2 separate regions of the Homo sapiens genome follow, and region 1 is linked to region 2. Evidence: chromatin contacts called from ENCODE Hi-C or POLR2A ChIA-PET data. All regions are on one chromosome and are shown on one strand. The core of a region is the stretch at or near the end of the contact, and the rest is flanking DNA. Distances in the headings are between cores, read along the strand shown. Region 1 holds the start of HSD17B12 (hydroxysteroid 17-beta dehydrogenase 12). Region 2 has its middle 12 kb from the start of ALKBH3.

What was found. Hi-C counts contacts between places; a loop is a spot of excess contacts on that map. ChIA-PET counts read pairs that join two places held with the same protein, here RNA polymerase II (POLR2A). Pooled maps may share reads with other maps.
Region 1: a loop to region 2 is called in a map of natural killer cell, with 8 times the contacts of the local background. The contact joins the promoter of HSD17B12 here to the enhancer-like site in region 2. A Hi-C loop is called at or near these places in 8 of 168 maps with a recorded cell type or tissue (CD14-positive monocyte, CD4-positive, alpha-beta memory T cell, IMR-90 and 5 more), 19 of 37 single-sample maps with no recorded cell type and 18 of 50 pooled maps. POLR2A ChIA-PET finds 5 or more read pairs at or near these places in 2 of 52 experiments (activated naive CD4-positive, alpha-beta T cell and activated naive CD8-positive, alpha-beta T cell).

The regions. Positions count from the first base shown.
Region 1 is chr11:43,676,386-43,681,996 of GRCh38, reverse strand. It overlaps HSD17B12 (hydroxysteroid 17-beta dehydrogenase 12), which reads right to left and starts at 1,259. Exons shown (of 11, transcript NM_016142.3): 1 at 1,010-1,259. The coding sequence starts at 1,169. RefSeq lists enhancers at 505-564, 715-764, 839-1,404, 1,615-1,664.
Region 2 is chr11:43,865,925-43,871,844 of GRCh38, reverse strand. No RefSeq gene overlaps it. Among named protein-coding and RNA genes, the nearest start is that of ALKBH3, 12 kb to the left of the region's middle. Within about 2 kb of position 2,729, at least 6 of the 41 ENCODE cell types and tissues checked have a DNase peak (open chromatin) inside an H3K27ac peak, as active enhancers do; they include CD14-positive monocyte and natural killer cell, where a contact is called at or near this core.

The DNA.
Region 1 (5,611 bases), core at 10-2,509, 190 kb after region 2:
AGGAAGTGCACATTCGATTATAAAACATCAAAATAAATAATCATCTCAGGGTAGGACCACAAGCATATCATAAGTAATCACTCGGTTTAAAGGGAAAAAAGGCCAAGAGACGAAAAATAAAGCAAAGAAGGAAACAAAATAGGTTGAAAAAGAAAAAAAAAAGGGGGGGGGGAGCAAAACTTCCCTGCAGATAATTTTCCCTATTTCCTCAACCTGACCTTCGTCCTCCATTTTAAAAATCCTCCGACTACAAGTTCCATGTGTTTGGTTCACTCTTTACGGGTATACTTTTTCCTACAAACGTCCTTGTGAAAAAAAAAAAAAAATCTGATTTTAACATGATGAGTTATCATTTTACAGAAGCAATAGTTCTTGCTACTCGTTAGGACTCCAGAACAGTTTAGCGAGAATTCCTTTTAAAGGGGCTTTGTAATTGTATGAAATAGGCCAAATCCAGATACGATTACTATCTTAATCGTAACTGGGGAGGTACGATTCCGCAGTGCAAAAAGCCTTCTGAAATTGTGTCCCTACACCCCTTTCCATCCTCTGCCCAAACATGTTAACAGAATGCTCTGCATCCTTAGCACAGGGCCAATATTCAAACCGAGCGAAAAACTTTATTTTAAAAACACTTACAAGGGGCGAACCAAGGAGGACAGCGTGTGACTGAGGAGGCAGCAGGGCGACTGACTGGCTCCATGAACACGGAATGGCTTAAAGGGCACAAGCCCCAGAGACTTAAGGCAGTTTTCTCCTACACCCTAAGCTGAGCTTAGATTCCCAGGATTGAGCGAGCAGTGTATTTCGTACCTTAAAACTCTGCAAGTAGTCTAAGCAAGCAGAAGACAGCCAAGGGAGCCAGGAGGGGCCCGCGGGGCACAGGAGCCTGAGAAAGAGGAGAGCTGGGGAGGGGAAGGCCAGGAGCAGACCCCAGAACTAGTCATCACGGCCCAGGCCTGGTCCGGGCCGCCGCGGGAGCGAGGACGCGGCGCTGCATCCGACTCACCTGCCCATTCTCCGAGCCCCGGGCCGACCCCCGCCTCATTCCCCACTCCCCAGACCCGGAGGGCCGTGAAGAGCGAGTACGAAATACGCAGGGCTAGGTAGGCCACGGTGCCCGCGCCGACCCAGTACAGGAAGCCGGCGGCGGGGAGAGCGCTCTCCATGGCTTTCCACTAGGCCTCACTACCTTCGTGAATGAAAAGAGCGAGTGAATGAATCCAGGAGGAGGCGCCGGCCGTGACGGTGAGGATGACACTAATAGGCGCTGCTCCGACACCACTTTGGGCCTAAACCCCGCCCGCGGGGCCATATCCGTGTCGCTATTGGTGACCCGTCTTTCCCTCTGCGCGTAGTGCGTCAGCCATTAGCTGACTCCAGTTCCACTGCCCCTCCCACACTCCTCCCATCACCGCGTCCCCCGGGGTTCCGCCAGTGAGCGCCCTGTCTCACCCCACCGAGGCGCCCCGGTCTCTCATTGGCTGCAGCCGTACTCGCGACTGCGGAAGACTGCGCTCGGATTGGCCGGTCAGACCCAGGCTGGTTTGAGCTCAGGTTCGAAGAGGAAATGGGATCAGAGAAGCCGCTAGTGAATGGAAAGATTATAGTAAGAAGTGGGCGTAGGCAGGGCGCGGTGGCTAACACCTGTAATCCCAGCACTTTGGGAGGCCGAGGCGGGCGAATCGCTTGAGCTTAGGAGTCCGAGACCAGCCTGGCCAACATCCGAACCCCGTCTCTACTAAAAATACAAAAATTAGCCGGGCGTGGTGGCGTGCGCCTGTAATCTCAGCTACTCGGGAGGCTGAGGCAGGAGAATCACGAACCCGGGAGGCAGAGGTTGCAGTGAGCCGAGATCGCGCCACTGCATTCCAGCCTGAGCGACGGAGTGAGACTCCATCCCAAAACAAAAACAAAAAAAAAAAGAAAAGAAATAGGTGTGGAGCCACAGTTTTATTTTCAACTCTTTATTAAATAAATATATATTTTACATATATGATATAATTATATAATAAATATATCATTGTTAAGCGTGCTGTCATTGTTGCCATAAACTTTTCCAGATAAAGGCTTGCAGTCTTCTGTGTCTGTGCCTTCCTCGCTGCAGGCATTCGCCCGGGTTACACTCACTCATAGAGAGCCCTTAAATGCCAGACCTCCCTCCCAGCTGAGCACTAAACATCACTTAGTTCCCAACGATTTGGGGTTCAAGGCAAATAACCTGATGGAGTCTAATAACTGTTAGACGATGGCATCAGAGCTGTATGGTGAATGAAAAATATAGGAACACAGCTTGCTGAACAATTAGTTTTGGAAGGAGACTATATCTTTTAATTTGTCTTCAAAGGGGGATAGAAAATTTTACTTTCTTTTTTAAATTTCCCTTTTTTGGTTGGGGAGTGGGGGAGTGGTATTTCCAGGGGGCACAGAAGTGTGAAGTCCAGATAGAGGCATGGGAACTACGTTAGCAAAGTTGCAGAGGAGAAAGATCACAAGGTAAGTTTAAAAAATTGTGTAAAACTTAAGGAGATTTTGGGCTGAGACGATGGGGTTTTCTAAATATACAATTATGTCATCTGCAAACAGGGACAATTTGACTGCCTCTTTTCCTAACTGAATACTCTTTATTTCTTTCTCCTGCCTGATTGCCCTGGCCAGAACTTCCAACACTATGTTGAATAGGAGTGGTGAGAGAGGGCATCCCTGTCTTGTAACTCAATGTGCAAAAATCACAGGCATTCTTATACACCAATAACAGACAAACAGAGAGCCAAATCATGACTGAACTCCCCTTCACAATTGCTTCAAAGAAAATAAAATACCTAGGAATCCAACTTACAAGGGATGTGAAGGACCTCTTCAAGGAGAACTACAAACCACTGCTCAACGAAATAAAAGAGGACACAAACAAATGGAAGAACGTTCCATGCTCATGGATAGGAAGAATCAATATCGTGAAAATGGCCATACTGCCCAAGGTAATGTATAGATTCAATGCCATCCCCATCAAGCTACCAATGACTTTCTTCACAGAATTGGAAACAACTACTTTAAAGTTCATATGGAACCAAAAAAGAGCCCGCATTGCCAAGTCAATCCTAAGCCAAAAGAACAAAGCTGGAGGCATCACACTACCTGACTTCAAACTATACTACAAGGCTACAGTAATCAAAACAGCATGGTACTGGCACCAAAACAGAGATATAAACCAATGGAACAGAACAGAGCCCTCAGAAATAACACCACACATCTACAACTATCTGATCTTTGATGAACCTGGCAAAAACAAGAAATGGGGAAAGGATTTCCTATTTAATAAATGGTGCTGGGAAAACTGGCTAGCCATATGTAGGAAGCTGAAACTGGATCCCTTCCTTACACCTTATACAAAAATTAATTCAAGATGGATTAAAGACTTACATGTTAGACCTAAAACTATAAAAAACCCTAGAAGAAAACCTAGGCAATACCATTCAGGACATAGGCATGGGCAAGGACTTCATGTCTAAAGCACCAAAAGCAATGGCAACAAAAGCCAAAATTGACAAATGGGATCTAATTAAACTAAAGAGCTTCTGCACAGCAAAAGAAACTACCATCAGAGTGAACAGGCAACCTACAGAATGGGAGAAAATTTTTGCAATCTACTCATCTTACAAAGGGCTAATATCCAGAATCTACAAAGAACTCAAACAAATTTACAAGAAAAAAACAAACAACCCCATCAACAAGTGGGCAAAAGATATGAACAGATACTTCTCAAAAGAAGACATTTATGCAGGCAACAGACACATGAAAAAATGCTCATCATCACTGGCCATCAGAGAAACGCAAATCAAAACCACAATGAGATACCATCTCATACCAGTTAGAATGGCAATCATTAAAAAGTCAGGCAACAACAGGTTCTGGAGAGGATGTGGAGAAATAAGAACACTTTTACACTGTTGGTGGGACTGTAAACTAGTTCAACCATTGTGAAAGACAGTGTGGTGATTCCTCAAGGATCTAGAACCAGAAATACCATTTGACCCAACCTTCCCATTACTGGGTATATACCCAAAGGATTATAAATCATGCTGCTATAAAGACACATGCACGCGTATGTTTATTGCAGCACTATTCACATTTGGAACCAACCCGAATGTCCAACAATGATAGACTGGATTAACAAAAAGTGGCACATATACACCATGGAATACTATACAGCCATATAAAAGGATGAGTTCATGTCCTTTGTAGGGACATGGATGAAGCTGGAAACCATCATTCTCAGCAAACTATCGCAAGGACAAAAACCCAACACCACATGTTCTCACTCATAGGTGGGAATTGAACAATGAGAACACTTGGACACAGGAAAGGGAACATCACACACTGGGGCCTGTCATGGGGTGGTGGGGGGGTGGGGAGGAATAGCATTAGGAGATAAACCTAATGTAAATGACGAGTTAGTGGGTGCAGCACACCAACATGGCACATGTATACATATGTAACAAACCTGCACATTGTGGACATGTACCCTAGAACTTAAAGTATAATTTAAAAAAATTGTGTAAAACAATAAAGTGCTTCACACTTACTCTCTACCTTCCTTCAAGAGTTTTTGTTTCCTTCTCTGGCATGGATTTGGGCTCAGAAAGGTACCTAAAATTTGTTCTTAGCCAGTAGGGGCTGCTGATTCAAGACTTGAGTGTTTTTTGTAAAGCAAGAACTTAAGGATAATAATTCTAAGGGTAACAGTTCAACATACCTTGCAGCTAACTTCATAGTTTGATAAGATTCAATTTGAGCCTTATTTCTTGCTGCCCAAACCCCCCCTTCTCCATTCTCTTATCAGATTAATTAGGTCTAACCCTAAGGCTGTAAATGTAAACCATCAATTACCCTGCAGAATTCAGCCATGTGAGTCGAGCTGACATCATATTTTATTTTAATTGAATTTGGTACCTTTGGCTGGGGCTGCCTCTTCAGTTCAACTAAAGGCCCACCACTCTTCGTCCTCAACTTCTCCCTCTTCCCCAAATCTTTGCCTACAGTATAGCTATATCCCCAAATTTATATATCCCAGCTCATCATTGCTCACCAACAAGGCACCCTCTAGATATTCAGTCCCATTCTCCTTAGAATAGGGTGGAAGGGGGAGAAGACAGTTATTATAAACTAACAATACATATTTTTTGTTGCATATGTCTGTCTGTGGCCCCCACTAGAATCTATGATTATAGGGAACACTATGCTGTGAATCCATAGGACCTAAAACAGTGCCTGGTACCTAGGGTACCCCAACAAATATCTAAGAAATAAACAGAAGTGAAGATTCATTCATTCAACAAATATTATTGTGTTCTAATTATGTGCCAGTCCACTGAGCTAGGTACTAGGTATAAAATAGTGAGCAAATGGGCAATTCTCAGTCCTAACCCTACTCTACCATTCAACAGGGAGTGGCCACTGCTTTCCTCTCAGTGTCCTTTGCTGGCCCCTTCTCTTACTGGCCTCTAAATTACACAGTGCCCTCAGGCTCAGACCCCAGCTCTCTTTACGTCTCTAATATATGATTTTATCCAGTCCCTTGGTTTTAAATATCAGCTGTAAGCTGATTATTTCC
Region 2 (5,920 bases), core at 1,480-3,979:
GCAGGGCCCAGCAATGTGCATTTTTTTTTTTTTTTTTGAAACATAGTCTCGCTTCGTCGCCCAGGCTGGAGTGCAGTGGCATGGTCTTGGCTCACTGCAACCTCCGCCTCCTGGGTTCAAGCAATTCTCCTGCCTCAGCCTCCTGGCTGCCACACCTGGCTAATTTTTTGTACTTTAGTAGAGACAGGGTTTCACTGTGTCTTGAACTCCTGACCTCAGGTGATCTGCCCGCCTCAGCCTCCCAAAATGTTAGGATTACAGGCGTGAGCCACCCGCACCTGGCAGTAATTTGCATTTTTAACAATGCTCTGTTCCATTTTGCAGGTACCTGCACCATATTCTGTATCCTTTCCCTATGTCTGTTTTCCAGAGGTGATCACTTCCCACTCAACAGTTATCTCATACCCTGGATGGCAAAGCTGATAGATGCTTTAAGTGCTGGTAGCTCTTAACAGTGATTCTGAGTGAGCTACACCCTGTAGCCTATTTTCAGTTGCCGATTTTCACACCACTCTCTTGCCAAGCGTTCCCTGTTTCAATCATGTGCAGCTTGTGGAGTGCCTGCTGCTGTATTCCTGAGAAAATCCAACCCAAGGAAAATAATGGCACATCATGCTAATAGCTCTCAGTGAAGGTGTTGCATAGAGAAATTCCCAGCCTATGTCTCACTGCCAAAGGTTTAGCAGCTCCCAGCTTGAGCAAGGAGGGTGGGAAGGGAATCTGCCAACCCTGCAGCATGTTTGCTATGAGGCTTTCAGCTCTCTGCCAACTTTCAACAACATTGAAGGGTAGAGGACATTTCCCCAGACTCCAGACAGGAACACCTTCTGTTCAATGCCCAGCACGATTGTAGATGCTGCAGGAGGTAAAATCTCCATCCAGTGAACCACAGGGTAAACTGTGTGAGATACAATTAAAAAACAGTGTAATTGGATGTGAAATTATGGAGGGCAGACAAAAATTTGGGGAACAAGAGATCACTAGAGGTTATAGTCATTAGCAAAGTCACTATGGAGTATAGGGAATTATGTCAAGGTTTTAAATTATGTAGCATTCAGACAGCTTGAAGATATTCTGATAGTTACATTATCCCTAAAAGGAGTAGGCAACATTTACACATTCTTATTTCTAAATAATAGCAAATAATAACATTAGTTAACATTTCATGAGCACTTCTTACATGCCAAGTGCTGTTCCAATCACTTACATGCCTACACTGATCTAATTTTTTTTTTTTTTTTTTTTTTTTTTTTTTTTTTTTTGAGACGGAGTCTCGCTCTGTCGCCCAGGCCGGACTGCGGACTGCAGTGGCGCAATCTCGGCTCACTGCAAGCTCCGCTTCCCGGGTTCACGCCATTCTCCTGCCTCAGCCTCCCGAGTAGCTGGGACTACAGGCGCCCGCCACCGCGCCCGGCTAATTTTTTGTATTTTTAGTAGAGACGGGGTTTCACCTTGTTAGCCAGGATGGTCTCGATCTCCTGACCTCATGATCCACTCGCCTCGGCCTCCCAAAGTGCTGGGATTACAGGCGTGAGCCACCGCGCCCGGCCCACTGATCTAATTTTAAGAACCCAGTTACACAGGCATTATTATTATTAGACCCATTTTACAAAGAAGACTGAACCACAATGCCACATGATGCCACCGTGCCACCTCTCTGCAAATACATGCCAGAATGAAAGCCAAATTAGGAAAGATAGGACTGTTCCTAAAATGACATGAACCATTTCTTGGGACCTCATTGCTGGTGTCTTTCAGTGACTTCAAAAAAGAAGAGTTGGTAGCAGTGTAATCCAGCAGCCCCTGAGTTATTAAGCATTCTTGATGGTTTTATCTAGATGGCTTAGCAGATTCCTCTGTAGAGCTACTGAGTCCTCAGAACCATGGGAATGGCATCATTTTGAGTCTATGAACTATGATGTCAAACGAGACTTGGTTCAGATCTCAGCTTCACTACTCCATTGGTGGGTAACTTCAAACAAGTTACTTAGTTCTCCTCATCTGTTGGACTCTATGAAGATTCACCCATACATTCATTCATTCATTTAATCTGCAAATACTGAGTACTGACTGCAGCTAGCAGTGTGCCGGATACTAGGGACAAAGCAGTGTTCAAGACAGACTTGATTCCTGCCCTCATGGAGGTAATAGTCTAGCAGAGGAGATAGACATTTTTAAAATAAGCAAATATTACAGTTGCCATATTTCCTATGAGGCTGTATCATGGGGGACCTAACCTAGTGGAGTAATATCCCCAGTGTGTGCTGAGTCCTAGGCTGGCTGGGAGTTTTACTGATATAGGTCAGGCTCAGCTGGGAGGTCAGCAGCTAAGGGCTGGCTGGTCTAGACTAGCCTTGACTCCATGTGGTCCCTCAGCTTTGAACAAGCTCACCAGGCATGTTCTAATAGCAGTGGCAGAGAGAGAGAAGGGGGTAGAGGAGGGGGTCCTGAATGCAAGCACACAAGGACTTTTGAAGCCCAGGTGTGGAAATTGTATGAAATCACTTCCACTTCATTTATTGGCCAAAGCAAGCCAGCTCAGGTTCAAGGAGTGGGGAAATTGACTTTATCTCTTGCTTGCAGTTGTTGCAACATCACATCGCAGAGGGCACAAATACTGGGAAGAGCAGAGTAGAGTAGAGAGAGTCATTTTTGCAATCAATCTACCACAGTCAGTGAGAAACTGAAAGTGGGTTCTGTGGGAGTAGAGAGTGAGGAAATGAGTCATGAGATGGGGTAAAAAGAAGCCACATCATGAAGGTGTTAAGAGGCACTAAACAGTAAAAGTTAATTTAATTGCTTCTCGGCCTTTTGACTGAGACCAAGTGTAGTAAACGTTAATTCACATAGGGCAGGAAGCATACGGTAAACATTAAACACTCACTCTCCCCGCTCCCCCTTATTTTCCATCTCATAGAATGATGTCACTTGGACATCATTGTCAAGTTCATTTGTTTTAGGTGTGTACCTTAGGCAGGGATTGTTCTTTCCAGTGCTCAGGATGCTTGTCAGCAAATATTCAATAAAAGCTTCTTACCGAATAAATAACAGAGTACCTGAAATTATTAAGTTAATGACTAGTAGACCATTGCCTCCTGTGTCTTAGGAGTAAATTATCCACTTTCTTGAAGCAAATTCATTATGTTGAGAAGCATGAAAACGAAATTGATGTGCCTAGGTTGTCTTTTGCACTGAAAGAACCAACGACAGCATGGCTGTGAAATACAATATTCATCTGAGTTTCCATTTACAGCTTTTCCATAGGCTGTGTGGTGCTTGGCAGTAATGACCATTGGTTTGTCCAATTTTTTTTTCTTTGAGACGGAGTTTTGCTCTTGTTGCCCAGGCTGGAGTGCAATGGTGCGATCTTGGCTCACCACACCCTCCATCTCCCAGGTTCAAGCAGTTCTCCTGCCTCAGCCTCCTGAGTAACTGGAATTACAGGCATGTGCCACCACGCCTGCCTGGCTAATTTTTTTGTATTTTTAGTAGAGATGGGGTTTCACCATGTTGGCCAGGATGGTCTCGAACTCATGACCTCATGATCTGCCTGCCTTGGCCTCCCAAAATGCTGGGATTACAATCGTGAGCCACCGCGCCCAGACTGGTTTGTCCAATTGGTAAATGCAGCCAACATCTGCACTAAGCGGGGGTGCGTGAATAAGAAACACAGTAAGCCCAAATTATTCCCATACACTCTGGATAAACTGAACATTTTAAAAAGTGGCCTTGTAGCTTTCAGAAGATTTCTAGTACCATTAGCTGGGCAGAAACCACATTTATAAGATGTGAGTCTGAAAAAATTCTTCCAGATCTTGTACCATTGTCTTCCCAGGGACAGAACCATGGCTTTGCAATGATGAACTAGTCGGTAATACATTAGATTAAAAGGTAGGAGAATCTGAGCTGATGTATTGAAGCACACAGAGCTTCTACTTCTAGAAATGAAGTAAGTTGGAGATCTTGAAGGTTGTCTTCTACAAAACACCTCCAGATGAAAGATAAAATACCCCTTTAAATGAATTAGCCTGTGCAAAAGATATTTCTTCTGATATCAGGACAATGTAGGAACATGAGCCCAGAGAGATGAATAAGCTGGGACATGTACTGCTCCTCGGTGGCCTAATTGCTTGGATATTCCTGGGTATAGACGGAAGTAAATGGATTGGGACAGAACAGGAGACAAAGCCCATGAAGGGGAATCATAGCAGAGACCTTCTACATAAATCTGGGACCCAGGAAGGGCTACACGTGCAAAGGATGAACCGAGGCAAAATTAAACAAACAGAAAACAAAACAAAGGAAAAGAAAAAGAAAGAAAAAACCCAGAGGCAAACAGAAAAAAACAAAACAAAACAAAAAACCCTTTTCTCTCTTGGGCTTAACTCACAGTGAGGGGAAAAAGTCTCCCCCAGGAATTCATGGTGACCCACATCTTTATGTAGGTGTAGGGACTGAACTAACTCCATTTGCCCAATGCTCTTCCCCATCCACCAAAATATAAATAAATAAATAAACAAATATCCAACACACAACAAAAACCCAACAACTGTATAAGCTGAGAATTTTAATTTAAAGAAGACCAAAATTGGTAGTGTCCCCATGTCTGATGGAAACAAACACAAATTCTCCCATGAAGAATTTACATTTAGGGCCTTGAATAATTTGCATATAGTTTTAATGAGCATAAAGTCACACACATACATAAACATCATGAAAAATATAGGGGAATAAAGCACCATTAGCAAGAGTCAGCAGAAACAATAGAAATATTTATAAAGATTATTAGATTACTGGAACTATCAGATACAGAATATAAAGCTGTTTGATATGTTTACATAAATAAATGAAAAAAATTTTAAACATAATTATAATTCATAACCACCAAATGACAATGCATTTTTGAAAAACAACAAAATATAATAATTAAAATTGAAAACTTAATGGAGCTTTTGCTTTTTGGACATAGCAATAGCAAGCCATTACTCCACCATAACTTAGGAAGTAAGCACATTGTATATATTTTTTTCTTTGAAGACACTGGAGACCGATGTAAGCAATGACTTAGCTTAACTAAAATTCTTAAGAAGGAAAAACATTTCCTGAGTGAGCTGGCCTTATTCTCTGAGGTCATTTCTCAAACATGAGAGCTGAGGACTGGGCCCTGCTAAAGGTACTGGCATCTCTACTAGAGGAAAGAGAATCCAACAGACATTTTGACAGCCATTGGGATGGCATGACGGATTGGAATCTAGAAAAACCCCCAAATGCATGGCCAGTTTGCCCTATGGGGCATTTGCTGAGTACTAGGGCAGCATGGAAGGGTGGAAGGTGGGGCTAGGAAGGCGAGAAAGACAAGGTTAAACCTTTCATAGTCTTTTTTTTTTTTTTTTTTTTTTGAGACAGGGTCTCACTCTGTCACCCAGGCTGGAGTGCTGTGGTGCAATCACAACTCACTGCAGTCTCGACCTCCTGGGATTAAGTGATCCTCCAGGCTCAGCTTCCTGAGTAGCTGGGATCACAGGCATGCACCACTACGCCTGGTTAATTTTTGTATTTTTACAAGAGACAGGGTTTCACCATATTGCCCAGGCTGGCCTCTAACTTCTGGGCTCAATCGGTTGGTCCACCTCAGCCTCCCAAAGTGCTGGGGTTACAGGTGTGAGCCACAGAGTCTGGCCCCTTTCATAGTCTTGATATGCTTGGAAACAAAATTCTGAGAAAGACAAGTCCACAATAAACATATGGCAGGCCTCATTCTGTAGACATTTGAAACTACAGGGCACTGAATCTAATCAAGGTGGCTTCCTAGCCCTAGCCCAGTTCAATTCCTAATAAAGTGATGAGTTCTCACCCTACTCAGCAGGGAAAGGACAAACTCTCTATGGAGGAAAATATGACCAACTTCAGTCTTTATGGT